Linked DNA regions of Homo sapiens: region 2 is linked to region 1. Evidence: read pairs that join two places in POLR2A ChIA-PET (ENCODE). Cell type or tissue: MCF 10A. All regions are shown on one strand. Each heading gives the region's core, and the rest is flanking DNA. Links, peaks and the distances in the headings are about the cores only.

Region 1 (15,468 bases), core at 26-5,025:
CTGACGCGCCCGAAGCCCGCGGAACCGGTTAAGCCGCGGCCGCGGCGCCGATCCCGGCTGAGGCGCAGCGGCGAGAGGTCGCGGGCAGGGCCATGGCCCCGGGGGGCCGCTAGCGCGGACCGGCCCAACGGGAGCCGCTCCGTGCCGCCGCCGCCGCCCGGGCGCCCAGGCCCCGCCGCTGCGGAAGAGGTGAGTGCAGCGGGAACCGGGAGGGAGCGGGCAGGCGGCCGGGCCACCCCGCGACCCCTCTGGGACCCGCGGCACTGCAACTCCGCAGAAGTGTCCGGGGAGCGGGTCTCGTCGAGCCGGGGGGCTGCCCGCGGACATAGGGGCAACAAGGCTGGGGTGGGATTCTTACCTGTCCTGGAGGCCCGGACCCCTTACCTACGGGGCGGCGTATGGATGTGTGGATGATGTGGCCTGCGGGGTCACCCATGTGCAAAGCAACTTTTTCCTGCAAGGTTCTGGGTGGGTGCTCTCATACACCCCCACCTTCACGCTTCTGGAGCGGGAGTTCCGATCCCCCTTCTGCCTCAGCTCTCTCTCCCATTAACGCCCGAGGCAGCGCTCTTCCCCGTAGATGCGCTTGCCCTACCTCAGTGTCTCTACTTGAGGACTGGCCAGCCCGAAGGGAAGCGGTATACTGGCAGTCCCCACGTGGGGGGTCTCCCACATCAGCAGAGTGGGAGGACCTCCAGTCCTGAGGCATTTCTCCCAGCATTGTGCCAGCCCCTTGACCCCCAGCTGCCACCTTGGGTTTGCTTTTACAGCAGAGTCCTGCCTGGATTAGGGGCACGGCTGTATGTAGTGTGTAGGTGAGCTTGGAGAGCCTGCGGTCAATCCCTAGTTTGAACCAGGGGTCCCAGTGGTGAAGTGGGCAGGGGACAGCGGGGGCTTGGCGGGGTTGCCCCCAGCAGATGGGACAGGAGGGTATCAAAGTTGGCCTAGGAATGAGGCAGTGCTGGCGGGAGTTGGCTGGAGCTGGGGCTGGGGGCCCCACTGGATAAATAACTCCTAATTTTTGAGATAGCTGTGTTTTGCCACCAGAACATTACTGCTTGGGAGAGGTAAGGGAGACGCCAACCAAAGACACCAGTATGTCCACCCTGAAGCTGGGCCAGGTTGGGGACCTCTGTCCTCCTGAATTCACCCAGATAGTCTCCCAGTAGTTATCCTAGTTGCAGAGAAGGGAAAACTGCACCCAGGGGTTGGGAGCCCCATCTCAGCCCAGGGAGTTGGATGGAGCTGAGGCCTCTTCCCAGGCTACCCAAGGGGTGTGCCAGGACCCCGTAGGGTATAGTGTCTAGGCAGGCGGGGGGCACAGGCATGCCTACTCCTGCTGCTCCCCCTTCAGCTCCGAAGGAGCCAGGCCCGGAAGTGGGGAGGTGGGGGCCGGAGAGAAAGCAGGGGCCAGAGAGAAGGCGGCAGCCCACCCAGCCTCAGCCCCTCGCTGCTCAGCATACCTTGGGGGGAGGATGGAGCCAGGCTCAGGTGACCTTGACTGGGAAACCCTGGCCACAAAAGGGGGGTTTCAGTCCCAGCTATGCTGGGGTGGCTCTGCTTCCTGGTCCTTGAGGTGTTGGGGGATGGGGAAGCTGAGGAGCCAAGAAGGAGACAGAGCTCTTGTTGAAGTGGGGGAGGGAATCTGAGGGGCTGGGTAGCGGGTGGGGTGCTGTTGATAATCTCCCCATGTTCCCCTACGGCCCCTGTTCCTGCCTCCCTTCCATCCAGGCAGTCCTCAGCTCGGAGGAGCCAACCTCCCTTCCTGGAGACAGGCTGTCCACCCCCACCCCCAACTCCAAGCCTGGGCGGTCTGGATCCGGCTGTACAGTTTGGCCACCTGGCCCCCTGTCCCATCCCAGGTGCCTCCGGACTCCTTCCTCTGGCCGCCTCTTCCCTGCACCCCTTGCCAGCCCCGGCTCCTCGTTTCTTTGTTCAAGCGTCTCTCCTCCGTCCCTCCCTCTCTCCTCCCTCTCTCCTCCTCCCTCCCGCCTGCCTCCCTCCCTTGCTCCCTCCCACCAGCCTTCCTTCCCTCCTTCTCTGCTTTCTTCCTGGTGGGCTCCCAGGTGGCGGTGGCTGTTCTTCCTCTGTCCACTGACCTGGGCTTGGTGTGACTTGGGGGCTTTTCTGGGGCTGGGGCTGGGTGACAGGCATCTCGGGACTGGCAGAGGGGAAGGCACTGTGGGTTTGCCCTTTCTTTCCCTCTCTGTCCTTCTTCTCCTTTTCTTCCTTCCCTCTCCTTCTTTCCCCCACCTGCCAGGCTGTCCAAGAGGGGACCTGGACTTGAGACTGAGGCCCCAGCAAACTTGAGCCCCTCCCCATTCACCTCTTTAAAAGGCCAAAGCATTTGGATGGGAAGTCCCTGTAGGGACCCAGTAGAAAGACTCCCCACCTCTCTGGACACATTGGGTGACTCCAACCCTGTCCTTGGTGACACTGACTTTGTCACCATGAACATGGATGAAGGAAAAAATGAGGTCATGGGGAGGGGGGAGGCGGGAGGCAGGTTGACAGGAGCCCCCGTTACATAGTATCGAAGCTCTCTGAGGGACTCAGACGGCATCTTGCGCCAGGACAGTATCTCCCAGCTCCCCTGAGCCCCACCCCACTAGCAGGTCAAGTTCTTGAGCAAACTCATGCTTGTAAGGACGTGTGTGGGCCTGCAAGTGTGAACGTGTGCATATCCACAGCTGTTATCAGGGGCCTCCCAGGTGCACCTTGAGGGTGACGGTGGCTGCACAGCCATTTCTCCCACCTGCCCCCACTTCTCAGAGCCTGCCATTCAGTCAGCACTAGCTTTGTGCCTCCCAGACCTGAGGAGGGGCTGGTTCTGATTCCCCCATCCCCCAGCTAGCCTCCCCAGGAGGCAGCATCTATGACAGGGGATCTGGAAGGACCATGAGCGGTGTGCCAGGCCCTCGGGAGAGAACATTCACACAGAGGGTACCGCGTAAGGAGTGGGCCAAGAGGCTGAAGCTGCACTTCCTGTCTGAGGAGCCATGAGTGGTTTGCCTTGGCAGGAGAGGCCAGGGCTGGGGGAGGTGGGTCTAGGGATGTCATCAGGGTCTAATGAGTGGGGCCTAAGAGTCAGACTGGAGCCTGGGCTTTGCCTCAGCATTGAGCAGCTATGGCAGGGGAGTCCCAGGCCATAGTACTGCCAACTCCCATCCCAGCATCCTAGAGATGGGCCTGGGGTCCTGCCTGCCACGGAAGAAGGGAGTACACAGGGCAGATCTGGGGGATGGGGCTCACATTTTCAGTCTCGATGCCCCCACCCGCAGTGCATCCGGTTGGGGGTGGTGGTAGGAGTTGGCGCTGGTTTGTGCCGGGAGGGAGCAATATGTTCTGACAACTGGTGCTGGGCTGCGTTTACCCAACAGCCAGCCTGCCTGGGGAGACAATATTTGAAAAACACAGTATTGAAACTTGGACCTGCTGGGGCTATGGGGGATTCTGAAGGTGGCAATGCCGCTGGCCCAGATCCAGCCCCAGGCCCACTGGCCATCCTAGCTTCCCTTCTTTGCCCTCTAGAGGCGGAGCTGGAAGTTTTCCCTGGCAGGAAGTCCTTCTGCCTGTCTGACCTGGGTCTCTCCTGCTTTGATTTTAGTACAAGTGGACTCTGCCATTCTCTGCCTTTCCTTTTCTGACTGGTGCTCCCTCTCTTCCATCTTGGGCTGTCTGCATGTGTCTCATTCCCCCACTCTCTCCTGTGCCTCCCCTCTACCGTAATAATCAGGTCCAGGTTTCTCTGTACTGGGAGAAGACCTGTGGCTGGAGCAGGCAGGGATGCACCCTATCTGTTCCCCATTCCTCCAGGTGGGAGGGAGAAGGAGTAACCCACTTTATTGGCCACAGATGCAGGGGAGAAAGGAGAAAGCATGCTGGGAGCTGGAAAGAGCCCTAAGATCACCTGGTTGGTCTGGGCCCTGTGAATGGAATTCAGCATGCCATGAGGGGTAGGGTTTGAGTCTCCAGCAGCCCCCATCAGTTCTGGTGACCCCAGGCTGGGGCCTATTGGTACTATCTCCCCAGACAAAGGCAGGCCAAAGAACGCACATGAGGTGTGCACACAGGGGCATTCATGGCCCCAGGCTGGGGGTGGAAGCGTGGAGGTACCCATCAACCTCTTTGTTCACCTTGGGTAGAAATTGAACTCCCCCATCTGCCTCACACATTCCAATCTTGGTTCCCCTTCCCAGGTTTCTAGAGAGTGGAGCCTGCTTCCTGGGCCCTAGGCCCCTCCCACAATGCTTGTCGCCGGTCTTCTTCTCTGGGCTTCCCTACTGACCGGGGCCTGGCCATCCTTCCCCACCCAGGACCACCTCCCGGCCACGCCCCGGGTCCGGCTCTCATTCAAAGGTAAGAAGCTGTTTTGTTCTTCCCCAGAAATCATCCTCTCTTTACAATAGCGCTCGGCTCCTCTGCACACGAGAGAAAGGGTGGGTCAGGACAAAACCAGGACAAATTGTACAGCCACATAGGTTGTGGGGGAGAAGGGAGACCGGGGAGGTGGTGGCTTGCTGGGAAAGGCTGGAGAACTGACCCATTTAGACACTTAGCAAAAGAGTCCAGAGTCTGGGCATCTTCCAGAGTCAGACTGTGGGTTCCTGGGCTGGGTGGCCTGAGGTCTGTAGGGCATGTCTTTCTGTATGATAATTGGAGAGGTGGCAATGTCACTCCTTCCAAACTTATGTCTGCTGCGGCCCCTCCTTGCCACTGCTATGCATCTGGTCCTGCCCTGAGCAGCCCCTGGGGTGGAAGGTCAGGCAGTTGGGCAGACACTGGAACCTCTGGACACTGGAAGAGCAGGACCTGCTCTCTTGGGGTGTGGGTGCTCGAGGAGCCTTCCTATGGTCTCCAAGTGGGAAGGGTTCCTAGAATCCAGGAGGGGACTGTTGGCTGTGACTGGCAGGGAGGCCGCCGGTGGGTTCAGGCAGAGCACGTGCTGCTGTGAGGGCCTGAGCTCCTGAGCTCCAGTGAGCACTTTGATGAGAAGTCACTGGGAGGTTTCAGTGATGGGCTGGGGTCTGCAGAGTGAGAGGCTGGTCGCCCGCTCCATCACCATTGCACTTAACCCACTGGACAGGTGCACGCACACGGTACACACATGGGTGTACAAATGGCTCACTCGAGAGCCACTTCCTCAAGGGTGTGTGTGGTCTGAAGAGTCTCCCCTGGGCCCAGGGTGAGGGGCAGTGGCCATGCTGGGGCCTGGGGGACCTGGGGTCATTGGGAGTTCTCAGCCTTGGCCCTCCTCTGGCCAGAGGTAACTTCATCCAGCCGCCTGCCCTGGGTGGGGTCGACTCAGCCCTGGCTGGCCAGATTTCCGGGCAGCCATACTGGGGTGAAAGGCTGGGGTGACCTTTCCTTCCTCGGGCTTGGCGGAGGCCCAGCCCTCACCTCACCATGTCCCCCAGCAGGGCCCCTCCCCTGGCCTCGTCCCACCCTGCCCCTTGATGGGAGGAGTAGGGGAGTAAGCTGCTTATCATCACTCTTCCCAGTCACCCGGCTCCTGGAATTTCTGAGGCTGTGCCTGGAAGGAGTCCCCTGCAGGGCCTGAGAAATGGGCTGAGAAGAGTTAATTTGTTTGGGCTGGAAAGCACCCCCCTTCCCCGGGCCCCAGGAAGGTGAGATATTTATTCTGCTGATACCTCCACCCTTCCCTGGTGGAATTCTTCAGAGCAGATTAATAAATCTTGAAGGGGCCAGTTCCCCCAAACCCCTCCCCAGCCCAGGGTCTGGCAGCGAGAGTAGAGTGTCTCCTCCCCCGATAGTGGAAGGGAGGGGTGGCTTGGTCTCCACACCCCTGGGACCTTGCGTCCGCTCTGGGTGTTGTTTTTGTCATCATGCATGCAAGTAAGCAGGAGGGGCAAAACAGAGAGGGGTCTTCCGTGTGCTCCTTCTAAGCCTCCCTGGACCTCCAGGGGCAAAGAGTTTTGTTCCTGTTTTCCAGAGAGAGAAACTGAGGCTCAGGCAAGGGCAGGGTCAAGGTCAGGCAAGAGGCAGAGGCAAAGCCAGAAATAGAACCCTGGTGTCCTGGCCTTGCCGGCGCCCACATCGCGTCAGGTCGATTCCCTCTCAATTAGCTCTGAAGCCGACACCCGCAGTGACTAAAAGCTGAGCTCACTGGCAGCCAGCCTGGGTGTTGCCGGTTGTGGCGGCCTGGGGTGGGGCTGCAGCGCACCTGGGGCCACCCATCCCAGGGCTCCTGTGCCTTTGCACAGGCAGGTTCCCCTGCCCTGAATGACCTTCCCTGTTCCGACCTGGTCTCGTGTCCTAATTTTGTGCTTAGACTTCACTTACTACTGTATGACAGGCCCCGTGCTGAGTGCTGGGGACTCTGTGGTGAACAAGATAGGGTGCTCACAGTCAAGCTGGTGGAAAAAGCAATGGATATCCAGTTGGTCAGGGCCATCTGGGAGCCCAGCACCTGCTGTGTACCAGGCCCTGTGTATCCCCCTACACTGGGTGGTCTCAGCCTGGTTATGCACACATGAAGTGGCCCTCAGTGAGGAGCAGGCGCCCACCAAGTGTGTGTGGAGTGAGAATGGAGACCAACACTTCAAGAAACTGGGCTCCCACCATCTTCCTCCCAGAGTACACGTGGGTGGCACAGAGAAGGTTACTCTCAGAAGCACTGCTGGTCACTGTGGCTCCATGTCATAGTTTTTTCATCTGTGCCTTGGATGGACACAGCAGTTGACACCCCAGGCCTCAGGGGCTCAGGCTGGGCACTCCCTGCCCTGCCCTGCCCTGGGTCCTGCTGTAGTGGGGAGGTGCCGGTTCCTGCCTGGGTAGGGCTGGACCCTCCAAGCTAGAGGTGCTGGCATAAGGGGCCACACTGCCCAGGGTAGATAAAGGAACAAAGGCAGGAACTGGGCCAGGCTTGGGTTTGCTGCCCGCCCATCCGCCTGGGCACCCCAGCCAGGTCTAGAGCCAGAAGGGTGTGAGGGTCAAGCAGCCCAGGGTTCCCTCAGATTAGGGGGGCTCCTATGGCCCAGCTTCTGGGCTTCAGCAGCACAGCCAAAATCAGGCAGAAGTGAGGGTCAAATGGAGATTTCCAGGAGCAGGTGAGGTGTTTGTTCATTCCTTGCTCTTGAGAGAGTGGAGCCTGGGCTGGAAGCCTGGACAGACCCTCCTTCCTTCACCCATCCATGCCTGGGCCTGGAGTCCCCTACACTGCAGAATCACTGCCAAATCTCAGAGAAAAAGCTCTTCCTTCCCCCACCTTGAGATGACCCAGGCTCTGGGGCACCACCTCCCTCCGTGGCAGCAGCAGGGAGGTGTGAGGGCCCTGCCAGGCCCTTTGTTCAGCCTGGGGAGTGTTTACTTTTTCCCAGGAAGCTACCCCACGACACACTGCTGCTGCCTGGGCTGGGTTTGGCCAGGGATTGGGGCCAAGAGATGTTTGGTGGGGTAGAAGGACCCTGTGATGACATGAGACAGTTGTGCTGCTAGGGAAGCTGAGGCAGAAGTAGGGAGAGGGAGCAGAAGGTCACCCTGCCAGGGGAGGTCAGGAAAGATGAACATAATCGAAATAGTAGTAGGAGCCCATGAGGATAACCAAGCAATGGTCCCTCCAAGACCTAAAGAGGGTCTGCCTAGGTTTCCTGTGAGGAAGGAGGCTTACGGGGGCTGAGCGGCTTCCCAGGTCACTCAGGAGCAGGACTGAGATGGAGCCTGCATCCGCCTGATGCCTGAGGCTGTCCCAGGACTGAGAGTGGAGGGCAGGGATGGTGGTGGTGCTGGAGGCACAGACCCTTCACATGAGCTAGGAACAAGGAAGATTCCAGCATTCTGCAGTGCTGGTTTAGGCTTCCTAGCCTCGTTTCCCAAAGAAAGGGCTGGGGTCGCACTGGGCAGGCTCCCCATGCCCTCTGTCTGCCGAAGCAACGGAATTGGGGTTTGCTTATTTCCAGGCTATAAATCCGGCCCTCCATCACTCTGGCCCTTCCACTGAGCAGGGTCCCTAGGAAGGCCTCTCATGTCAGAGATGGGAACATCAGGGCCTAAGAGAGGAAAGGGCTCCTGTTCCAGAGCAGCCTGGAGTTTGAGCCCTCCAGGCCAATAGCCCAGAACAGTGCCACCGCTCACATCATTTGCATGTGGCATCAGAGGACCAAGGTTGCCAGGTTTGGAGATGATGAGGTTAGAGGTTAGGAAGGGTCACAGCCCGTTGACTTCCCCTCAGGAGTTGATGTGAGTTGAGGTGCCTCTAGCAAGCCTTGATGGGGCCTTAGCCCTCAGGCCTGGTGCAGGAGTAGGGGTGGGGCTGGAGAGCTAGAGGACATGCTCTTGCCCCCCAGGGGCTCCTTGGCCAGCCAGAGCAAGGCATGGGGCTTTGGTGGGGGAGGAGGGGGAGGAGGCCCAGGAGCTTTGAGGCCAGTGTGGCACCAGGGAGCTGGGCAAGGGTCAGGTGGCTCTGGCAGCTACAGTGGGGGTTGGAGCTCACAAGCCAGGGAGGGTAGGTGTTCCAGGATACGCCAGGATGAGGGAGGAAGGAAGACCCAAAGCATGAACTTGAGCCCAGATCCCTTGAGGCCAGATCTGGAGTTTCAGTTTTCTGGAAATGGGAGCTGCCTTACTCCTGAGAGACTTGGAAGTGGCCGCTTTGGAGTTGGGAGGTCCTGGAAGCTGCACATCCCCCAACTGGCTAGGAATTGGTCTTTGGAGAGAATGGAGACAGGGTCCTTGTGCTTGCTGGAGAACCTGCCTGACGCCCAGCCTGGGTCAGCCAGGCCAGGGGCTGGGGCTTTCAGCTGTGGCCTTCCAGGTCAAGTGGAGCTTCAGATGGGACCTCCACTGTCTGGGCCTCCGCAGCACAGGCCTTGTCTCTGGTTCCCTGGCATGATGCCCGCCCCTCCTTCCCTGGCTCCAGCTTCCCTTGGCACTAAGTGAGGAGCTGGTGCATGCTCAAGGAGTAAATCATGTTCCTTGGCAGCCCCCACTGCTTCGTAATCGTAAAGAATTTAAAGAGAAACCGCCAAGATAAAAATCTCACCAGCCCATAAAGGCATCTTTCACCCTGCAGCTTGGGAGACAGTGAGCCTCAGAGTGGGCTCTTGGCTGTCTGCACCTGTGTGTATGCACCTCCGGCCCCTTGACTCCTCCAGAGGTGGTAATAGCTCAGAAGGTGGCTTTAGGGCCATGGGTACCTGGTCCTTGACTCCTGGGAGACCTCCATCTCCTCACTCAGGAGAGTGGGGTGCTTAAATTTGGTGTAATGCAGAAGTGGTGATGGTGGTGGCTGAGCTAGCTGGTCCCAAAGGCAAAACCCAGTTCTACCAGTGTTAGCTGTGTGAGTTCAGCCAAGTGGCTTAGCCTCTCTGAGCCCTGGTTTCTCCTGTGTAAGGTGGGAATGGCAGTGGCCCTGTGGAAGCAGCATCATGAGGGCTCAGACTGTCTTGCTTGCATCCTGGCCATGGGTGGATCTTGCTTGGTGAACATCATTCTGTGTTCCCACTGCCTTTTCTGGAAAATGGGAGTAAGAACAATACTGGCCTCGTTGTGTTGTCAGGAGGATTAACTGTGTGAGTATGGTCACTGTGGAAGAAATCTCAGTCACCAGGAGCGATCCTGAGGCTGGTGTGCAGGTGAGGGCAGGTCCAGGGGCATGCCCCAAGGAGTCCCAGACTGCCTCACCCCTTCCTCCAGAATTCTAACTTTTGGTAAGGGAGATGGTATTTGGAAAGGACTCCAGGAAGGACCCTGAGTCCTGTGGGGTGGGTGGAGTAGGGTCAGGAGGAGGAAAATTCCTACCATGGGTATCTGGGCAGGCTTCATGGAGGAGGCTGCATCTTGAGCAGGGGAGGGGAGGTTGTAGGGGAGGGAAGAGCTGGAGCACAGGGAGGGTGCATGTGGTGCAGCACCTGGGGAAGAGGACAGATGCTAGATGCAGTCTTGCTTTTGGGACAAGGATGTAGAGTTCTACTTTCTGTTTCTGGTTTTTAAGCTCTTTTTCCTCATGGCAGAGGTACTAAATATGTATTATGGAAAAATTCCAGTGATACGGATGCATTTGGCGGGAGTGATGCCTTGGAAGTAGCTCCCTAGAGACTGGCTCCAAGGCCTGGTTGGGACGCACAGTTGGCTGCAATAACTCCTTCTGTGAATGCTGCTCCAGCTCCTGCCGTGTGTCCTAGGGGTGACCAGACCTGGGCTGCTCACTCAGGCATCTGCAGGGCTGGGCAGAAAGCATGTTTGCCTGGCTTGGCCTGGTGCTATCCTGGGAATCTGAGCCCCGCCTCAAGAAGCCCTGGGAGCTTTGGAGAAGCAGAGAGGATTCCTGCTGCATTTTTCTTAGAAATAGCAAGAGGGCCTTTGCCAGAGGCCTGGATGCCAGAAGGCTATGGTCTGAATCCAAAGCCTAGCTCACGTGGGTGCCAGAGCTTGGCAGGCCTACAGCCCCCCACCCAGCCTGCTGGGCAGCCCCAGGGAGAGGGTGGAGGCCTCCTGGGCTCCAGTCCCTGACCACTGGTCCTGACCCAGCAACGAATGGGGTCTGGGCAGTGGCTGCTGGCCTAGGATTGGGGGGCTAGCCTGTTGGGGAGGGAGTGGGGCTCATCGGGCTGACGGGCTGGGCTGACTTCTGGCACTCTCACTGGGCCGAGGGGAGCACTGGCTATCTGGTGCATCTCTGCAGGGCAAAGACAGACCCAAAGCAACCGGCCCCTCCAGGGATCAGGAAGCCTCAGCTCCGGATCCCCCTTCCCCCACTCTTCTTCCTTCCTTCCTCCCCCTACTCCCCCTTGCCTCCACCCCTCCCTTTGCCACCCCTCTTGGCTTCCTACCCGGACATGCTCTTTCCTCGGACGTCTCTGTACCCAGCCAAGAGCCTTGTTCCTTCCCACTTGGGGCTCGGTGCTGATGCCCTCATTTCCCCCGGCCAGAGTCCACTGCCTCGTGTGTCTGCTGTTCAGCCAGCACGGTTGCCTTCTAAGGGTCATACACTACAATTGGCAGAGCGGCTAGAATTTGGGAGCCCTTTGGGCTCCTACAGCTCCAAGGCTGAGTGGCTAGCACTCCAGGGGGCCTCTCCCAGGGCTGCCTGTATTGCCATTTTTATCAGCGCCTTCCTGGCTGGGCCTGGGGCCTGTGCGGAGTGCTCACTGCCTGCCCTTGACTGGCTACCTGCTGAGTCCTGCTGAGGTCCTAACCCAGCCTCACTGCATCCTCCAAGGCTGACCCCAAGCATGCACCTGTCTGCCCTGTGCCTCGGTTTCTCCATCAGAATGTTGGGGAGGGGCTAAGACTGTCTGGAACATCCCGGGAATCTCTGGGTGGGTGTTGTGAAGGGGCTGCAGGGACCGCAGGAATCCGAGGAAGGCCGCAGAGATGGGGGCTGGGCCCAGGGGAGGGGGAGGGTTTTGACACCCACCAGCCTGTTGGTCCCATCTTGGCCTGTCTGTCTGGGTGATTTATCAGAGTAAATGAGCCATGGAGAGTTTGTTGTCTTTTGCAGTCATGGGGAGGAGGAGGTGGTGGAGGAAGGAGTGAGGGGTTTCCGGGCCAGGTCTGGAATGTGGGAGGAGGAGGTGGGTCCCCCGGGGGCCTCTGAAACTGGAGGCACTCACTGAATGGCCTTTTCACTCTCCCCACCTGAGAAATGAATCAGTGCAGCCCTCCCCTTCAGAACAATCCCCTCTTTCCATCCCCTTCATACTTCTTGGGGCACATTCCTGTGTGATCTGCTTGTCTGGTCATCTTCTCCCACCCCCTGCTCAGGACCAGGTCTCTTGACCACAGTGTCCTTCCAAAGCTGAGCCGGAGCCCTGACTTGCCCAGCTGGTGAATGCCCAAATGTGTTCTCACAGGCAACCATGCACACTGTTAAGTTCCAAGTGGGACGTCTAGGCCTCTGGAACTACCAGCCCAGGCCTAGGATGGTCAGGTGCATGGACCATGGGGAAGGCAGGGGTCAGTGGAGGTGCCGAGGCCGGAGAGACCCCATCTGCTGGGACAGAAGGTCCGAAGTCATTGGGTGTCCTTCGGGGATGAGGCATGGATCCCCTGGTTCCCGGCTGGCGAGTCAGGGAGTGATCCTGCTGCTCCGTCACTTCTGGCTTTTCCTGGTTTGAGGCTGAGCTGTGCCCTCAGCCTATCCTGTCCTGGGCGGAGTAGGTGAGCACTGGGGCGGAACGGGCGTGGGAACAGCATGCCTGGACCTGCTGGCCCCAGCCCCCTGCCCCCTGCCCCCAGCCTTTAGTCACTGAAATGGGAGGGAAGTGTACAGTGGCGTTTTGGCCCAGCTGGGCTCTTTACCCCTGTACGGTGTTTACTGAACAGCTGGGATGTTTACAGTAGCCCTTGCAAAGGGGCCCCTCGTTGCAGGGGATTTCCCATCTTGAGGGTCCCACTGGGGCTCTTCTGACCTCACCAATTCCCTGCACCCCTGGGATAGATGTGTCAGGGATACAGAGACCATAACCATCTCCACCTTACCAGAGCCAGTGGTGCCTGTCCCCTTGGCCTCTGGCCTTCGGTTCCTCTGCTCTGGAGGAGCCAACATTTCCCACCACATTTCCTAGAGTGGCAGCTCTAGGTGGTGAAATACGGTAACTGGGTCCCCAGTTCAGACATTTAAATTAAATTCAATCAGAGCGGTTATTGAATAAAAACACGCGGAGTCATTTACATGTTAATTATGTTGAATGGACTACTAGACCATAATTAGTTGCTAATTGGGTGAGAGTGGCTGTAATTGGTTTTGTTGGCACCAACCTGGCTCACCTACCTGGGGGGAAGCGGGGGTTGGTGTGGATGGCTCCTAGGGAGGCCCTCTGGGTCTCCAATCTGGAAGGCCTGGCTAGAGATGCTATGCGGGGGCAGATCTCCAGGGGCTTAGGGTCAGAGGAACCTGGAACCTCTCCCCAGGGAGGGTGCAGCTGGGGTCTGGCTTCTAGGGTTCCCATCCAGAGCATAGGGGGAAAAGGGGGAACTGGAGGAGCTACCCCAGATCAGCAGTGATAGTCTCCCCTGCCCAGCCCCATGTGGGACCTGGGCTTGAACAAATGGTAAGTGCCCAAGAGTGGGTCTGTGGGAGCCCAAGGCAGGCGTCACTCAGGTGTGTCTCTGCACATACTGGGCCCTGGGTTGGCCTGATCAGGGTGGCGTTGGGGTGTAAGTGGGTGTGCCAAGCAGGAGGAAGGTACGTACAAAGGCATCTGGGCCTCCCTGCCCCCCCGCTTAGCTTGGCTGGGGTTCCCGGGGTTGTAGGTCTGTGGCCATGGGCTGAGGCCTTCCGGCTGGCCGCTCATTAAAAGAGGATTAGGCTGAGAGCCAGGGGGCCAGCCCAGTCCCCAGGCCTTCCTCTGGGGCTCCTCACAGCTTTGGGGGAGTGATAAAAGGGCCGGGGCCACCCCTTCCTGGATCCTGTGGGGGTATCCGGTAGGGACCACCTGGGCCCTGCCATGCCTCTTGCCGCCACTGCTACTATAGCCTTGGCTACCTCAGTTTCCCTCCTCAGAAGGTCAGGAGGTCTGTCTTTCCGGTGGGTGAAACACTGACAAAGACCCAGGCTGGTGCCTCCCCTTGTCCCCCAGTCCCATCTCTCTTCAGCTCAGGGATTAGGGCTGCACTGGCTCACTAGAGGTCAGAGGTCTGAGCTAGGCTGCAGGGATCTGTCTATCATCCCCAGTCCCCATCACTGCTGGGGGAGGTGACGCTGTCAGTCAGGGCCTGCTGCTTTGTGGGGCTATAACCAAGGGGGCGGGCTGCCCACCTCTGCTCCAAGACTCCTCTTTTTGCGGCAGCCCACACCTCACTGCACGCAGACCTGATGTCCTGGAGACCAGCAGCAAGGGGTAGGGGCTGCCCACTTGGGGTCTTCGGGTGAGGGCTGTGGACACGCCTCCTCAGTGCCTGTCCTCACCTGCCCGCACCTTTAAAGTAAGGTATCACCAGCTGCTTCCCAGATATGAGGGACCGGGGGCCCCCAGGACCCAGCCCCGTGTGCCTTGAGAAGGTCCTGCCTCTGGACCTGTGCCAGGCCGCTTTGGGCTGGGACCCCAAGTGCTTGATGGCCATGAGAGAGTCCTGGAGGCCAGGAATGGCTGCGGAAATGAGGTGTCTGATGCCAGAAAAGGCTCTTCCTTCCCGATGATGGGAAAATCCTTCCCGGATGTCACCCCTCCCAACCTGTGCCCAGCCTGGGTGAGAGTATGGGGGTGGGGAGCCCTTCCCAGGAGACAGCACCCAGGCACACCACCCTTCCTCCCCCTAAGGTCAAAGCTTATCTGGGCTGGAGTCCTGATCCCCACAGAACCCTTGATTGTGCCCAGCCCCTCCCTCAACATTGCCATGGCATTCGAGGAGGCATGGCGCTCCTGCTGCCAGAGCCGGGCGTGGGACAAGTGGAGCAGATGTGGGGATTGGCCTTAGGACATGACCAGGCTGGGTCTGCATCAGCCCTGGCCCCCACTGATGCCACCTCAGGTCCCAGGTTCCTTTGTTCCTTCTGTCCCAAGTCCCTGTCCCTTAAGGGAGCTGGGGCCTGGTAGGATCTGGCACCTGCTGATGGCAGGTTTTGGAGGAGGATACCCAGGGCTACTTGCCCACCCCCTGCTCTGACTCAGGCTGCTTGGAGGAGTGAAGGCTCCCAGTTCCTTTGCCTCATGGTGGAGTGGGGAGCAGGGGACAGGACACCCTGTGACCTGGGTTGAGTACCACTCTCCTTTGGGCCTCAGTCTTCCTGTCTGCAGCTGGGGGTGCAGGGCTGTCACAGGGCTCCTTGTTTCCCTTTTCACCTACAGTCTGGCATGAGTGGGGTCAGAAGTCCAGCTGTGGGTTGAGAAGGCTGGAACCTTACACCTTCTTTGCTCTGGGACCCGGGGAAGTTCCCACCCCTCTCCACCTTGGTTCCCCTCTGGTAGGCTGGGTTTGGATGAATGGTTTGGGATTTAGCTCTATTCCTGTGGGTTGGGGATGGGGTAAGGACACACTGGAGTTGGGAAGGCTGGAGCTGAGTCCACAGGTTGCCTCTTCCTGCCTTATAGCCCTCTCTGCTCCCCAATCTAGCACTAGGAAATGGAGTAGCTGGGGTGGGAATGGGGATGGATGCCCTACAAGAGATAGCGACACGTGGAAGCCTGCTTCCTTGGGGAAGGACTTGGGACCTCATTCCACTCTCCTTTCCCTGAAAGGCAGAGACACCCATGAAGGATGGGTTGGGGGAAGACCTGAGGAATGCCAGGCCGTGAGCCTCTCTCTGAGATCAGAACGGGGTCACTGATCCTCAGGGTCACTTTGAATATCAGTACCAGGAGGGCCTGAGAGATGGTCTAGACTAGAGAATGAGGCTCAGAGAGCGAGAGTGCCCCCAACTCAGGTCATGAAGCTCACCCAGAAACTCAAGCCATAGCCAAGGATCCCTGATCCTGGGTCCCACCCCTTCCCCACCATGCGCGACCTCCTGGGGCTCCCCCTCCCCCCACACTGTTTCCACAGTGACCAAAGCGTCACGTCCTGTGA
Region 2 (15,468 bases), core at 6,996-11,995, 520 kb before region 1:
CCCTTGTTAGGCTTCTATTCTGACAGTTGGGGGTGGGAGGGAGACAAGGCATGGGCCTGAGCCTGCTAAGTAGAAGATGAGAAGATGCAGTTGGGGTGGGCAGTGGGGATGGGAGTGAGTTGCTGGGGAATATGAACCGTGGCCTGGGGCAGGCATAGCCTGCTTCTATAGGCTTCTCAGGGACTTCCATGCCCCACTCAGAGCAGCCCCAGAAGCACATCCTGGCCTGGAGCTCCTGCAGATGCCAGTCTGTCCTCATCCTCAGAACAGCATCCCAGGAGTGACTGCGGTGCAGAGGCAGGGTTGCCTGCATGCCCGAGCCTCCAGTCTGATCAGCTGAATCCTCCCAGAGCACCATCTAGAGTGAAGGGGCCCACGCTCTGCCCCTGTGGGGAGCAGCAGGGCTGCCACCCCATCCCCAGCCTTCCAGGCCAAGGTGGTCCATCTGCCTCCCACCACCCTTGCTCTAGTCAGAATTACTTATAAGCCTCTCTAGGAAAACTACAGAGGAGTAAGCATGGTCTTACCTCATCCATTCCAAGGTCTGGACTTTGCTGAGGCCAAGCCAAGGATATTTAACCCATACCATCCCCAACTCCTACCCAATGGCAAACCATGAGCCTACGCAGTTTCCCAGGGTGGGCGGCGTGGAGAAGGGAGGGAGACAGTGCAGTGGCTCCGAGCCTCTCTCTCCCCTGCCTGCATCCCACTGCTTTCCGGCAAGGGCCAGGGCTCCAGATGGCTCGGGGGTGGTGCTGTGAGTTCAGTACAGATCCCTCTGCTACAGCCAGCAGCCTTGTCTCATTCCCTCTACTCCCTCCTGGCCACACTGCCACCTGGGCCAGAGAGGAATGAGGAGCAGGTTTCAGGACATGGGACCAGCAGTGTACTGAGGGGAGGTAAAGGTGTCTTCTGCTTTCCTGGGCCCAGGAGGGTGTCTGCCCAGCCTTCCAATGCTCACCTCCAAACAAAATGGAAGTGGATCTCCAGGTGGCAGGCCCTTCAGGAGGCCTTTCTCCCACCGAATAGCTAGTCCTTGGGCAGTTTGCTTTAGAGTAGCCACTTTGACCTAAACAGTCTCCAAGTCAATAGAGAAATACTCTCCAAACTTTAGTCACTCTGGAGCAGCCAGCCCTGTTGCTTAGTACATGCCCCGAAGTGGTCCATGTTCCCAGAAGACAGGACCTTTGGCCTGCTTACTTGCTTGGACCACTGCAGGGTGGAGGCCACAGCCACTGGGGCCGTGAGGAGACAACAGGCATGGAATTCTACCTTTTAGTTATGGAAGAGGGCCATAAGTTAAGCTAAGAATGAATGTAAAATTAATTCAGATCTGAAAATAAGAAATTTTACTCCTAAAACACTTGTTTTCATATCTAAGGGCAAAGGAAACAGAATAAAAAGAAAATGCAGTAAAAATGGTAGAGAAAAAAAGAAATCCATGAATAAAGTAGGAGTTGGAAGAAGTGGAAGAAGGCACAAGAAGGGGAGGCAGGAAAGGGAGGTGATGGAAAGAGAGCCAGAGGCAGGAAGAGGCAGGGACCAGGAAATCTTGGTAAAGTTCCCAGTTGCTGGCTGGTAACCTGTTGGTTTTGCTGCTTCTACTCTTTATTTTGCTCAGCCTTTGGCCTGGACAGGCATGTTTAACCCACTGAGTCAGAGGGCAGCCCTCTCCCTTCTTCCTGTCCTTGCCTCCCTCCACAGTGCTTTTCAGTCCTATTGATAGCCGGGAACTGTCCCAGACACTGGAGAAACAGGTAGAAATGAAGCAGATGTGCTGCTCAGCTCTGTGAAGCCTTCAGACCAGTGCAGGAGGCACCACTGCCACCAAGAACCACACAAGCAAACACACAATCACATCTGGGGTCAAGGAGGGGAGGGCTATGGCGGGTGCTGTTGGTACGATGCTGAGACAAGATTCCTGGGGGTAGTTGGGCATGGTGGCTCACACCTGTAATCCCAACACTTTGAGCAGCTGAGGTGGGCAGATCACTTGAGCCCAGGAGTTCAAGACTAGTCTGGGCAACATGGCGAAACCCCATCTCTACAAAAAAAATACATGGTGCAAAGATACATGGTGGTGCATGCCTGTAGTCCCAAGTATTTGGGAGGCTGAGGTCAGAAGATCACTTGAGCCTGGGAAAATCTAGGCTACATGAGCCATGATCATGCCACTGCCCTCCAGCCAGGGTGACAGAGTAAGACTCTGTCTCAAAAAAAAAAAAAAAAAAGTTATTGGGGGCTTCTCCAAAGAGAGCATTAGGCTGTAGAATGTCAGAATTGCTGGATGGGAGGCAGTTGGAAAAAGAGGAGGCCTGAGGGGATGTGCTTTGTTCATGTGAGGGTTCAGGAGCAAAGGTCCAGGACAGCTGTACCACAGGACAGGACCAGAAGGCATGCAGGTCCTGCTGGGCTTGCTGGGGTCTCCTGATGCACTCCCAAGGTTTGGGAAGGTGGCAGTAGGAAGGTCAGATGTGCATTTAAAACACCCCTCTGATGCAATCTCAAGGGCCCTTCAAATAGCCAAAATAATTGTGAAAAAGAAGAACAAAGCTGAAGAACTCACACTTCCTGATTTCAAAACTTACTACAAAGTTACGGTAATCAAAACAGTGTGGTACTGGCATAGAGACATATAGACCAATAGAGTAGAATACGTAGCCCAGAAATAAACCCTCACATATACGGTCAGATGATTTTTGATAAGAGTGCCAAGACCATTCAGTAGGGAAAGAACAATCTTTTCAACAAATGGTGTTGGGAAAACTGGATATCTACATGCAAAAAAATGAAGTTGGACCTTTTCCTTACATCATATACAAAAATTAACTCAAAATAGATCAAATACCTAAACATAAGAGCTAAAACTATAAAACTCTTAGAAGACAACATAGGGGATAAGCTTCACAACATTGGATTTGGCAGTGGTTTCTTGGATATGACACCAACAGCACAGGCAACAAAAGAAAAAATAGACAAAATAGACTTCATGAAAATTTAAAAATTTTTTACATCTAAAGGCACTATTAACAGAGTAAAAAGGCAACCCACAGAATGGGAGAAAATACTTGCTAATTATATATTTGATAAGGGATTGATATCCAGAATATACAGAGAAGTCTTACAACTCAACAACAGAAATAAACAAACAAAAACCCAATTAAAAGTGGGCAAAGAGGCCAGGCGCAGTGGCTCATGCCTGTAATCCCAGGACTTTGGGAGGCTCAGGCAGGCAGATTGCCTGAGCTCAGGAGTTTGAGACCAGCTTGGGCAACATGGTGAAGCCCCATCTCTACTAAAAATAAAAAAATAAGCCAGACGTGGTGGTGGGCACCTGTGCTCCCAGCTGCTCGGGTGGCTGAGGCAGGAGAATCGCTTGAGCCCAGGAGGCGGAGGTTGCAGTGAATCAAGATCGCACTACTGGGTGACAGAGCCAGACTGTGTCTAAAAAAAAAGTGGGGGGGAGCAAAGAGGAGTCAGGTGTGGTGATACACACCTGTCTTCCCAGATACTTGAGAGGCTAAGGTGGGAGGGTATCCTGAGCCTAGGAGTTTGAGACCAGCCTAGGCAAATAGCTAGAACCTGTCTCTGAAAAACAAAATGGGCAAAGGACTTGAAGAAACATTTCTCCAAGGAAGATATACAAATGGCTAATAACTCCCTAAAAGATACTCAACATAGGTCGGCTATGGTGGCTCACACCTGTAATCCTAGCACTTTGGGAGGCTGAGGCGGGTGGATCACCTGAGGTCAAGAGTTTGAGACTGGCCAACATGGAGAAACTCTGTCTCTACTGAAAATACAAAAGTTAGCTGGGTGTGGTGGTGGGCACTTGTAATCCTAGCTGCTCAGGAGGCTGAGGCAGGAGAATCGCTTGAACCTAGGAGGTGGAGGTTGCAGTGAGCCAAGATCACGCCACTGCACTCCAGCCTGGACAACTGAGCGAGACTCTGTCTCAAAAAAAAAAAAAAGAAAAAAAGAAAAGATACTCAACATGACTAATCATTAGAGAAATTCAAATTGAAACTACGGTGAGATACCATCTCATACTCGTTAAGGATGGCTGCTGTAAAAATAAATAAATAAATGTTGGCAAGAATGTGGAGAAATTGGAACCCTTGTGCACTGTTTTTAGGAATGTAAAATGGTACAGCCACTCTGGAAAACAGTATGGCAGTTCCTCAAAAAATTATAAATAGAATTACCATATGATCCAACAATTCCACTTCTGGGTATACACTCAAATGAATTGAAAGGAAGGTCTTGAAGAGATATTTGTACACCCATGTTCACAGCAGCATTTTTCACAATAGCTAAAATGTGAAAACAACCAACAGCCCATTGACAAATGAGCAAATATGCAAAATATATGTATATACATACATACACACAACGAAATATCATTCAGCCTTAAAGAGGAAGGACAATCTGACACATGATACAACATGGACGAACCTTAAGGACATTATGCTAAGTGAAATAAGCCAGTCACAAAAAGACAAATATGAGGTGGTCAGAGTAGTCAAAGTCACAGAGACAGAAAGTAGAATGGTAGTTGTCAAGAGCTGGAGGAAGAGGGGAGCCGGGTGCAGTGGCTCATGCCTGTAATCCCAGCACTTTGGGAGGCCGAGGCAGGCGGATCACAAGGTCAGGAGATCGAGACCATCTTGGCCAACATGGTGAAACCCCATCTCTACTAAAATACAAAAAAAAATTAGCGGGGTGTGTTGGCCCATGCCTGTAGTCCCAGCTACTTGGGAGGCTGAGGCAGGGGAATTGCTTGAACCCAGGAGGCGGAGGTTGCAGTGAGCTGAGATAGTGCCACTGCACTCCAGCCTGATGACAGAGCAAGACTCTGCCTTTAAAAAAAAAAAAAAAGAGCTGGAGGAAGGGGGAATGGGGAGTTTCACGGGTACAGTTTCAGATTTGCAAGATGGAAAGAATTACGAAGATGAATGGTGGTGATGGTTGTACAGCATTATGAATACAATACCACTGACCTGTACACTTAAAAATGGTTAAGGTAGTAAATTTATGTGTATTTTACCACAATAAAAACAATGCAAAATTTTTTTTTTATTTGTTCATTTGAGATGGAGTCTCGCTTTGTCGCCCAGGCTCAAGTGCAGTGATGCAATCTTGGCTCACGGCAACCTCTACCTCCAGCCTCCCAAGTAGCTGGGATTACAGGCATGTGCCACCACACCCGGCTAAGTTTTGTATTTTTAGTAGAAATGGGGTTTCACCACATTGGCCAGTCTGGTCTCGAAATCCTGACCTCAAGTGATCCACACGCCTCACCCTCCCAAAGTGCTGGGATTACAGGCGTGAGCCGCAGTGTCCGGCCAAAAATAATGCTAATTTTAAAAACCCTCTGGAAATAGACAGAGGTGATGGTTACACATTATGAATTATTAATGCCACTGAATTGTATACTTTAAGATGGTTAAAATTACAATTTAATATTTATTTTAACACACACTATATATGTGTGTGCATATATATACATATACACTAAAACAACACATACACATACACACACATATATATACACCCCTCCCCCGCCCAGCTGCTATGTGAAGAACAGCCTGCAGGGGTAGCGGGTGGGCTCTGGGAGCCAGAGTGGCAGAGGGGGCTGAGGCTGAGGCTGGGGTAGTGGTGATGATGACTGCGAAGAGCCATGATAGATTCCTGGTGTGTTTGGGTGGCTAAACAGACAGAATTGGATTGGATGTGGAGGGTAGGAGATGGAGATAGAGAATTTTTCTGTTTGGGCCATTGCCAAGTTGAAGGTGCCTGACAAATCTAAGACCCTGGCATGAAACAGGCAGGTTGGGATGGAGACTTTTGTTTCATATTCACAAGCATATAGTGACATTTAAAGTGCCATAGGAGAGATGTGGACAGAGAGAAGAGGTGTCAGGATCTGGGCTCCCCAGCACTGAGAAGAACCCAGCAAAGGTGGCTGGCAAGGATAAGCAAAGAAGAGTAGAAAGGCCAGCAAGTGGAGGGCCAAGGGATCCAGGAGGGGAGAATATCTGAGCAGTAGTGGGGAGTCAACTGCCAAGAGCCCATCACAGGAGCTCTTGATGCCTTGCTGGGTGGAGCAAAACAGAACAACCAGGTTGACAAGTCATTTTTACCCCCAACCTCAAGTTATGAATATTTTCAAGCCTACAAAATTGTTGAAAGAATTGTACAAGGAACACCCACAAAGCCACTATCTGGATTTATAATGAACCCCTCCTCTCCTGGCTTTATCACGTATCCATTCTACCATCTATTTGTTCTTCTGTCTGTCCATCTATCCATCCATCTTTTTGTTGAATGTCAAAGTACATTGCAGTGGGCCAGGCATGGTGGCTCACACCTGTAATACCAGCACTTTGAGAGGCGAAGGTGGGAGGATTGCTTGAGCCCAGGGATTCAGGAGCAGCCTGAGTAACATGGCAAAACCCTGTCTCTACCAAAAAAAATACAAAAATTAGCTGGGTGTGGTGGCGCCATGCCTGTAGTCCCATCTACTCGGGAGGCTGAGGTGGGAGGATCACTTGAGTCTGGGAGGTGGAGGTTGCAGAGAGCCATGATCATGGCACTGCACTTCAGAACCAGACCCTGTCCCCCTCCAAAAAAAAAAAAAAAGTACATCGCTGATATCAGTATACTTCCCACTAAGCACTTCAAGCGTATCATTAACTAGAGTTCAGTATTTATTTAAGGTTTCTCTTTTTTAGCTAAAATTTACATATAATGCAATGTACAGCAATTAATTATTCCAGTCGGTGAGCTTTGAGAAGTGGTCTGCAGCTCAGCCCCATGTGGGTTGCAGGTCATCTGGAGTGACCATGGAAGTCATTTAGCAGGAGTTTAAGAGGCGAGGGCCAAGGACTTGCAGGCCAGGATAAAGGGGCCTGGAGGGAGGGCAGCAGAAGCCAGGAGGGGAAGCTGGGCATGAACCAAAGGGTCCTGGGGATTTTAAGGAGAAGTTGAGGCTAGTCCAAGGGTCCAGCCTCTCCTGGAGAGGGTTACTGGTGACTAAGAGGAGTGTGTATGGGGAGGGTGCAGGGGAGTTGGCCAGTCATGGATGGGGTGTGTTACAGGGTACACCAGATCATCCTGGGTCGGGAGGGGGGCTGTCCAGAGCAGTGTGGGAGGAGTTAAGAGATATTGAGGGCAGAGAGACAGATGTGTCCAGGGATCAGCAAGGGGACGGATCCTCTCCCTTTCGTGGAGATCCAAGCCAGTGAGGTCTTCTAGCCCCAGGTGCGATTAGGTTCAGCCTCCACTCCCCAGATCCTGACCTCAGATGTTGGGCAGGTTCCCAAGACCTTCCTCAGGGCTCTGATAGATTGGCACAGGCCTCCCCTGGCTGGTCCAGCTCTGGATCAGTGTGACCCTGCCCACTGGGACCCTGTGGTACCTGCTTCCTAAGCCTGAGGTCAGCTAGCTGACAGTAAGGTGCTAGATGGGGCAGGCAACATGTCTATTGCTGTACCAGGGTGAGTATCCAGGCTAGGCCTGACTCCCTCCCTCTCAGCTGCCACCTTAGCTGCCCTTCTGCACATCGGCCTGTCCTTGTTGTCCAGGGGGCATGGGAAGGTATGTTCCTCCTGATGAGACCTGGCCAGTGACTCATAGCCCAGAAAGGCATATAGTCACACTGGCCAGTGGGGCCCTCCCAGGAACCTCTAGATTTGGCACCTGCAGGGAGGGCTCCTTTATGAGCTGTTTCTGTGATGTTTCAACTTGTACCAAAATGGAAAGCATAAATGCGGCATCAGGCGTGATGTCAGTGCTGAGTGATCTGAAACACTGAATGCCTGCTCTCCCTGGTAGGGCTGGGGCTCTCCACAGGAAGAAGGCTGAGTGACGTCTGCAACCTTCCTTTTCCTTGCTGCTGGGGGGGTGAGAGGAGGCGAGTGGGAAGAGAACATGTGACTTCGGGGGGCTCTCAGAGCTTCCTGACAGCCATGGAGGTGACCGTGAGGTAGACTCCACCCTGTGAGCATCCTTTGGGGCCAGATATGGCAAGCAAGGCTGAGTCCCACCCTTGAGGGCTGAGACACTCTGTGCAGCCAGTGTTCCTGCAGGGAAGATGTAGAAGCTCTTCCCAGAACTGCCCTCCTTGCTCCAGAGCCCAGTGGAGGAATTACCAGGGAGTGACCATTGCAGACAGATCACAGCTGCTCATTCAACTTAGAGTTCATACAGCCTCCAGCTTGGGCCCCAAGCCTCTGGATCCTTGGCCAGTGCCACCTTAGCTGCCCTTCTGCACACTGAATAGTTTGAGTAAGGAAGCAGCTAAAAAAGACTCTTCTCAGGGAGAAAGTCCTCTCAGAGCTACAGAGCCCACAGGGTCCTATGTTTCCAAGTCCCTAGCAGACAGGTGGCAGTGGCTCCCTGCAAAGCCTGTAGGAAGGCTTCCTGCAGCTTCTGCTTCCCCCACCTCTTAAACCACCTCTTGACCTTGTACTGCACTGAGCCTTCCCATCCTTACTGCCACTTAGGCCCCCACTGGGTCGGGGTGCACGGGCTTCCATGGAGGTCCCTACCAGTCCTTGGAGATGGCAAGATGGGCTTCCTTGCTAGCAAGAAGAGTCAGCTCATTCAAAGCTAATGTCTGACAGAGCTGTCCACCTTAGGGTAGCCCCAGGAAGGCTCCTGAGACACGAGGCTCGTGGCTGGTAGCCTGCACATCTCCTGCCCATGTGCCAGATCAGGATCTTGGAGGTATTAGACAGCAGAACCCTAGCTGAGGCTTCTTGTCACACTGGTAAAAGGATAGTCCCTCTGATTCTGATGGAGAGCCAGCTTGGAGAGGGCCTAGGAGCCACAGGGAGCCTTCTGGGTTCAACCTCTTGATGAGGAGGCATCACTGTGTGCAGCTAAGGAAGGCTCTAACTGTACTGGCACTCAGGCCAGTGGAGTCTGCCACAGAACTATTCATGTATACCCAGGCTGGGTGGGCGGGTGGGTTGGGGTGCACAGCCATCATCTCTCTCCCTACCCCGTGGACAGCCTCCATCCCCCTGAGTGTGGGGATAGGGGCCTTGCAGTATGGAGGAAGAGACTGAGGTTGGGCTCCTCCCAGGAAACTGCTGGGGATCTGTCGGGGAGGCAGAGAGGGGGATGTATTGCTGGCCTCAGAGAGCTCCCTCAGCCAGTGTCCTCCTTAGGAGGCCTTGCATGCTGGGCCTGAGCCTGGGAGGGGCTGTGGGGAGGGTGCGGTCAAGGTTCCTTACCGTCTGGAAGAGGCTGGATAGAAATAGCTGCACCCATCTGGGCGATGAGTCACTGAGGGGCGTTTCAGCCTTTTCTTGGAGAAGTTCTATTTTAGGTGAGATGCCTGTGCCACAGCCTGGATGACAGGGGCTGGGGAAAGGAAAGTTCTGGCGGTGAGTGCAGGCGGTTTGGCACGTGCCTTTGTTCAGCCTGATTCAGAACCCCAGGGACAGTCACCCCAAAGTTGCAGGATAAGAAGCCTTACCTCCTAAATTCCCTTTCCCAGGAAGAAGTCTCACCTCAGGGCATGCTGCAGTGCCCAGGTGAATGAGAGAGATGGGACGTTGGGTGTGGGCTGGGCACCCACGGGAAGAACTGAATTTGTGGCTGCCACCCTGGGCCAGAGGCTGAGCTTCCCCTCTGAGGAGTAATCCCCTTCCAGGGTCCCTCTCTGGATGAGTAGAAATGGCCTGCTCTGGGGAACTCTCACTTTGATGGGAATAAGCCCCTCCCTCCCAAGAATGACCTTTCTAAAGAGGTCTTTAGACTGGGTTCAGGGACTGAAATTGTTTTCTCTCTGGCTTTCTCTACCCAAACATAGACAAAGCTGCCTTGCTTCTTTCTTTCTTTTTCTTTTTTTTTTTTTTTTTGAGACAGAGTCTCGCTCTGTTGCCCAGGCTGGAGTGCAGTGGCATGATCTCGGCTCACTACAACCTCTGCCTCCCAGGTTCAAGCGATTCTCCTGTCTCAGCCTCCCAAGTAGCTGGGACTACAGGCATGTGCCACCACACCCGGCTAATTTTTTCTATTTTTAGTAGAGACGGGGTTTCACCATGTTAGCCAGGATGGTCTCGATCTCCTGACCTCATGATCCGCCCGCCTCTGCCTCTCAAAGTGCTGGGATTACAGGCGTGAGCCACGGTGCACGGCCTGCCTTGCTTCTTAAAAAGCATTTGGGTGGGTTAATTGTTCCCAGCTAGTGGGATGGCTTCTCACCTCACTGCCTCGGCATCACTGTTCTTAGAGTTTCTAGAACTGGGATTGGCCTTTGGGGGGCTCTGCCAGGGTTTGCAGTGCTGACTTCTAGAGCCTGACTTGGCCTTTGGAAGAGGCAGGACTACAGAAGGCACCAGGCTCCAGGCTGTCCAGGCTGTGGTTTAGGAGCTACGCAGAGCTGTCAGGGCTGATCTTGCCAGCAGCAACACTTCCTAGCCAGGGAACCATTGAGAACACATTGCTAAAACATCTCAGATCTTGGTTTTCTCTCCTGTGAGGACAAAATGAGAGAATGCCTGTGAACATGCCCTATGTGGTGCTTGGCACAAGGGGGTGCTTGCCAAAGTGCAGTGTTCTCCCTCTTCTTGGCTGCTGCCCTTGGGTTGCTGGGATAAGGCACCTGAGCCCAGGTCCCCCAACTGGCAAGTCAACCTGTAGCAGTAGCCCTGGGGCCTCAAGGCAGAGAGCAGGGCTGGAGCCACGTGTGGGTAAATAAAAGGGGCCTTCTGCCCCAGAGATGAGACGGCACCTTCCCCTGGTGATGACTGGGTGGCCAATAGGGTGCATTTAGAACCTCTGGCTGCAACCACAGACAGAGAACAACCTTGGCCTCCAGCCTCAGCTCTGGTTGATGAGGAGGAGACTCTTCATTGAGGCACCAAATCTCGGGGCTTCCACCTTGTTGAGCTATGACCTGCATGACCAAATTGCCAGGATGAATGAAGCAAGCCCCTCTGGGATGAGCCCTGCTCTGTACCACATGTTGTGTGCAGCCCTGAGAACACCCTATCAACGAGAGCTCATGGGCTGCTTTGGGGCACAGAAGACACCTTGTAAACAACAAATCAGTAGACACTTTGGGAAAGAATAAGCACTATGGAGAAAATAAGCTGGGTGATTTGACACAGAGTACCCGGAGGGTGTTTTATTTTTATTTATTTATTTAATTATTTTGAGATGGAGTCTCACTCTGTTGCCCAGGCTGGAGTGCAGCGGCACAGTCTTGGCTTACTGCAACCTCCGCCTCCTGGGTTCAAGCAATTCTCCTGCCTCAGCCTCCCAAGTAGCTGAGATTACAGGCGTTCGCCACCACACCTGGCCAATTCTTACTATTTTCAGTAGAGATGGGGTTTCACCATGTTGGTCAGGCAGGTCTCGAACTCCTGACCTCAAATGATCCTCCTGCCTCTGCCTCCCAAAGTGCCTGGATTACAGGTGTGAGCCACCGCACCTGGCCAAAGGAGAGCATTTTAGATTGTGTGGCCAGAGGAGGTCCTGGTGGGAAAGTGTTACCTCATCTGAAATCTGTACAACAAGCTGGGCCAGGGGGCAGAGGGAATAAGGAGTACAAAGGCCCTGGTACAGAAATGAGCTCAGGGGACCACTTGGCAGAGCAGACAGCCTAGAGTGTCTGCAGTGAAACAGCCAAGGGGAGATGGCAGGAAAAGAGACCAGAGAGAGGGGGAGGCTGGGGTGGGGCTGGGTTGGGTCACAGAGTTGTGCTGAAGAGTTCCCAAGGTGTGGTGGAAATCCACTTAGAGTGTTTGATCCTATTGGTGAGATGCTCTGATTTACATGTGGGTTTTTGGAGAAAAATTATTGGGTCATGTAACTGGAAGTCCAAGGGTAGACTTGGGGCATAGCCAGATCCAGGGAATGGAATGAAGTCATCAGATCTACTCCTTTCTCCTTTCGTTGACTCCTACCATCTATGGACATCATTCTTAGCATCTCTCTGTATGTTGGGAAAGAAGACTACTGCTGCTGCAAAGCTACATCCTTCTGATTAGTAATCCAAAGGAAAACGAATAAAGACCCTCTCTCCTGTTGTTCATTACCAGATAACGTGGAGGGCTCTAACCGACTCTGTTTGCCAGGTCACGTGCCCATCCCTGCACAGGGCTAATGGCAGAGGGAAACTATGTGTTTATCACATGGATAGCGGCACATGTCTCGTTTGCTCTGGAGGCATGAATTATCCCACTTCTTTAAAAAGCTATCTTCCTTAAGGGAAAAAAAAAGGCTTTAAAAAATTCTACTTAACATCAGTCACTTACATTGCATTACTTTACCCTCGCTTATTTTGTTCTCAAGATTTTTCATTCTGTAGTATCTTGTTTCTTCAGCTAGACTCTAAGCTTCTTCAGGATAGGAATCATGGTTTCTTTTTATTCTCTATGCCTCCTTCTCCCACGTATTACTCTTCACTTATTTATTCATTATGTGAGTTTTTACTGAATACCCATTGCATATAAGCACTGCTCTAGGGCCATGCCTTTCCTCTTGGGTTAGGTTTTAAAAGATCAGTCTGGCTGCTATGTGCAAATGGCCTGAAGTGGGAAGCAGGGGAAGGCTACTGGGTTCATCCGAGCGGGAGGTTGGGGTGCACAGATCTGAGGCACTGCCAGGGGGTGGCGGGGAGGACTCTCAAGCAGGAGGGTCTGGCAGGCAGTGAGTTGGTGGTTGGGGTGGGGTGGGGGATGGGACTGCCTCCACTGCCTCACATGCCTGGCAACTCCTAGAGGGCAGGGGAGTGCCATCTGTCCTTCAGCCCTGCCACCTGGCAGCCCAGAAATGCCTGAGCAGGGCTTGGTGCTCCTGCCTGTGCTAGGAGTGGCCTTGGCTGCTGTGGGGCCTGCACTGACCTGGGCCATGAGTACTGCCAATCCTGGCCACCCTGCTGACTATTTTGCTTTTCTCCTCAGGTGAAGGAGTGGCTCTGTCTGAACTGTCAGATGCAGAGGGCTCTGGGAATGGACATGACCACTGCACCTCGCTCCAAGAGCCAGCAGCAGCTGCACTCCCCAGCCCTGTCTCCTGCCCACTCCCCGGCCAAACAGCCCCTGGGGAAGCCAGACCAAGAGAGATCTCGGGGCCCAGGAGGACCACAGCCTGGGTCCCGCCAGGCTGAGACAGCCAGGGCCACCTCAGTGCCGGGGCCTGCCCAAGCAGCTGCCCCTCCAGAGGTGGGGAGGGTGTCTCCTCAGCCCCCTCAACCCACCAAGCCTTCCACAGCTGAGCCCAGGCCACCTGCAGGAGAGGCCCCGGCCAAAAGTGCCACCGCAGTGCCCGCTGGGCTTGGTGCCACTGAGCAGACCCAGGAGGGCCTCACTGGTAAGCTCTTCGGCCTTGGCGCGTCACTGCTAACCCAGGCGAGCACCCTCATGTCTGTGCAGCCCGAGGCTGACACCCAGGGCCAGCCTGCCCCCAGCAAGGGGACACCTAAGATCGTCTTCAATGATGCCAGCAAGGAGGCTGGCCCAAAACCCTTGGGCTCAGGGCCCGGGCCTGGGCCAGCACCTGGAGCCAAAACTGAGCCTGGGGCTAGAATGGGTCCTGGATCTGGACCTGGAGCCCTGCCGAAAACTGGGGGAACAACCAGTCCAAAGCATGGCAGAGCAGAACATCAGGCAGCATCGAAGGCTGCTGCCAAGCCAAAGACCATGCCGAAGGAAAGGGCCATCTGCCCACTGTGCCAAGCCGAGCTCAACGTGGGCAGCAAGAGCCCAGCCAACTATAACACATGCACCACCTGCAGGCTCCAGGTGTGCAACCTGTGTGGCTTCAACCCAACACCCCACCTGGTGGAGGTAAGAGCTGGACCAAGCATGCTCCCTTGAACCTTGATGAGAGGCCGGGCCTGGGTAGTGAGTGTCATGGGAACCAGAAAGAGTTCTGGGTCTGCAGCAGCCATGGGGCTGCTCCTGTACAACTAATGCTGCAGAGGGGCTGCATTCCCTTTCCTGTCCCTACCTCAGGCCCCAGTTCTACTCAGAACTAACTTTCACTCAGAGTTGGGGGTAATGGTGCCTACTGACTCAGACTAGTGCCCTAAGGCTGATCCCAGAGTCCCTGAGCTGGCCTCCCCATTTCCAGCTACCATGGGCATGGCCCTGATGAAAGACACCAACCTCCCCTGCTCAGATAGGAGAACCTGAGGTCCCACACTGCCATGGACCTGTGACCTTCAGAGGGGTGGGGATCGAATGGCCATGATGCAGAGGGTTGCGTCCCACATCCAGGGTGGGGTGGGAGGCTTTCTCACAATGGGGCAGGGCATGTCCCACTGTCCAGGCTCCAGCCCAGCAAGGTGGTATTCAACCTTGATTGTCTCTTCTGAGGTCATAAGTGTTGACGTCTACTTGTCAAAGTCACAGCCTTTGGTCCACATGTTTTACCCAGGCTGGGGCTGGGCTCTCCTTAGAGCTGCTACTGGGGATGCTCAGAGATGCTTCTCTTTCCCACAGGAAGGTTTGAGACAGACCTGGGGTTGTGGCCATTCTCTCCGCAGCCCCTGCTCCAGGGAAGGGCACTGAGCACTGTGCAGTGCTAGGCAGGAGGGAGCAGGAGGCCCAGTGTAAGGTTCAGTGTTCCCTCGAAGCCTGGAGTCCAGCCCAAGAGGCTCAGAAGGTGAAGGTGCCCTGGCAGAATTAGACCAGCCTGGGCCAGGAGCAGATGCTGCTTCTGCTCCTCCCTCAGTCCTGTGGCCCACTCTCCCTGGCCCAGGGTCACCCATGTGACCCTTACCATGCTGCCTTGGGCGTAGCTTGGTGTGTCTCCTTAGAGTGCCCTCAGTCTTGATAGATGAATGTGTTTCCCAGCTGTGTCACGTTAGGAGATGTTCGAGCCAAGGCCCTGCCTCTTGCACATGGGGAGCCACCTGAGCCCTCTGGTCTCTTGGGCTGAGCCATTTGTAGCTGATGGTGGCACAGGGGTGTGCGGAGTGCAAACCACCACTGGCCCAGGATGGGACAAGAGAGGAGAGCATGATGTTGCCATGGCCTCTGTGGCACCTTGTTCTGACTTCCCTTGGGCCAGGACTCCACAGGAGTCCCCGTGGGACCCCAGCATGACTAGGAAGACTACTTTGGCCACCAAAGGCCACACTTTCCAATATGCAGGGAAGGGCAGCCCTGAGCAAGACAACTGACCTCCTCATGTGGCACCCATCTGGTCTTCTAGGCACCACGAAGCCAACTCTCCAAGCTCTAGATCTGGTGGCTCACTGGCGACAGTTTGCCTCACTGGCTCGGGGAAAGGGGTGCACCAGGGTGTCACCACAAGACTAGGAGAACCCTAGCTGGCTGCTCTGCCCAGAGACCTCCAGGCACAAGCTCACTGCTGGTCAGGTGGGGCACACTGACACTGAGCGACTGTGAGCCCCAGTGGACTTCTGAGTTGGCCTGGCCTGGAGGACTCCTGTCCCCAAGAGACCTCCCAGCCCACATTTCCTTATTAAGCAGAATGTGC

The links. ChIA-PET counts read pairs that join two places held together with the same protein. Peaks named below come from ENCODE experiments on the same cell type or tissue, not always from the same donor. Only the 100,000 strongest peaks of a DNase experiment are listed, where the experiment ranks them.
Region 2: POLR2A ChIA-PET joins it to region 1 with 5 read pairs; 1 of 35 experiments calls an interaction of 5 or more read pairs at or near these places.

Annotation. Positions count from the first base shown.
Region 1 is chr3:50,155,376-50,170,843 of GRCh38, forward strand. SEMA3F (semaphorin 3F) reads left to right here. Exons shown (of 19, transcript NM_004186.5): 1 at 1-189; 2 at 4,200-4,359. The coding sequence starts at 4,248. It overlaps LOC124909484 (basic proline-rich protein-like), which reads left to right. Exons shown (of 2, transcript XM_047449434.1): 2 at 1-414. The coding sequence ends at 414. It overlaps SEMA3F-AS1 (SEMA3F antisense RNA 1), which reads right to left and starts at 710. Exons shown (of 4, transcript NR_135301.1): 1 at 359-710. RefSeq lists enhancers at 11,515-12,129, 12,061-12,355, 14,989-15,468 and silencers at 12,061-12,355, 14,363-14,573. In MCF 10A, for the core only: no CTCF peak of the experiment used is centred there; DNase peaks (open chromatin) are centred at 1,956, 2,636 and 2,946.
Region 2 is chr3:49,629,345-49,644,812 of GRCh38, forward strand. It overlaps BSN (bassoon presynaptic cytomatrix protein), which reads left to right. Exons shown (of 12, transcript NM_003458.4): 3 at 12,924-13,808. Among named protein-coding and RNA genes, the nearest start is that of APEH, 37 kb to the right of the region's middle. RefSeq lists enhancers at 8,846-9,347, 9,348-9,847. In MCF 10A, for the core only: no CTCF peak of the experiment used is centred there; DNase peaks (open chromatin) are centred at 7,697 and 9,287.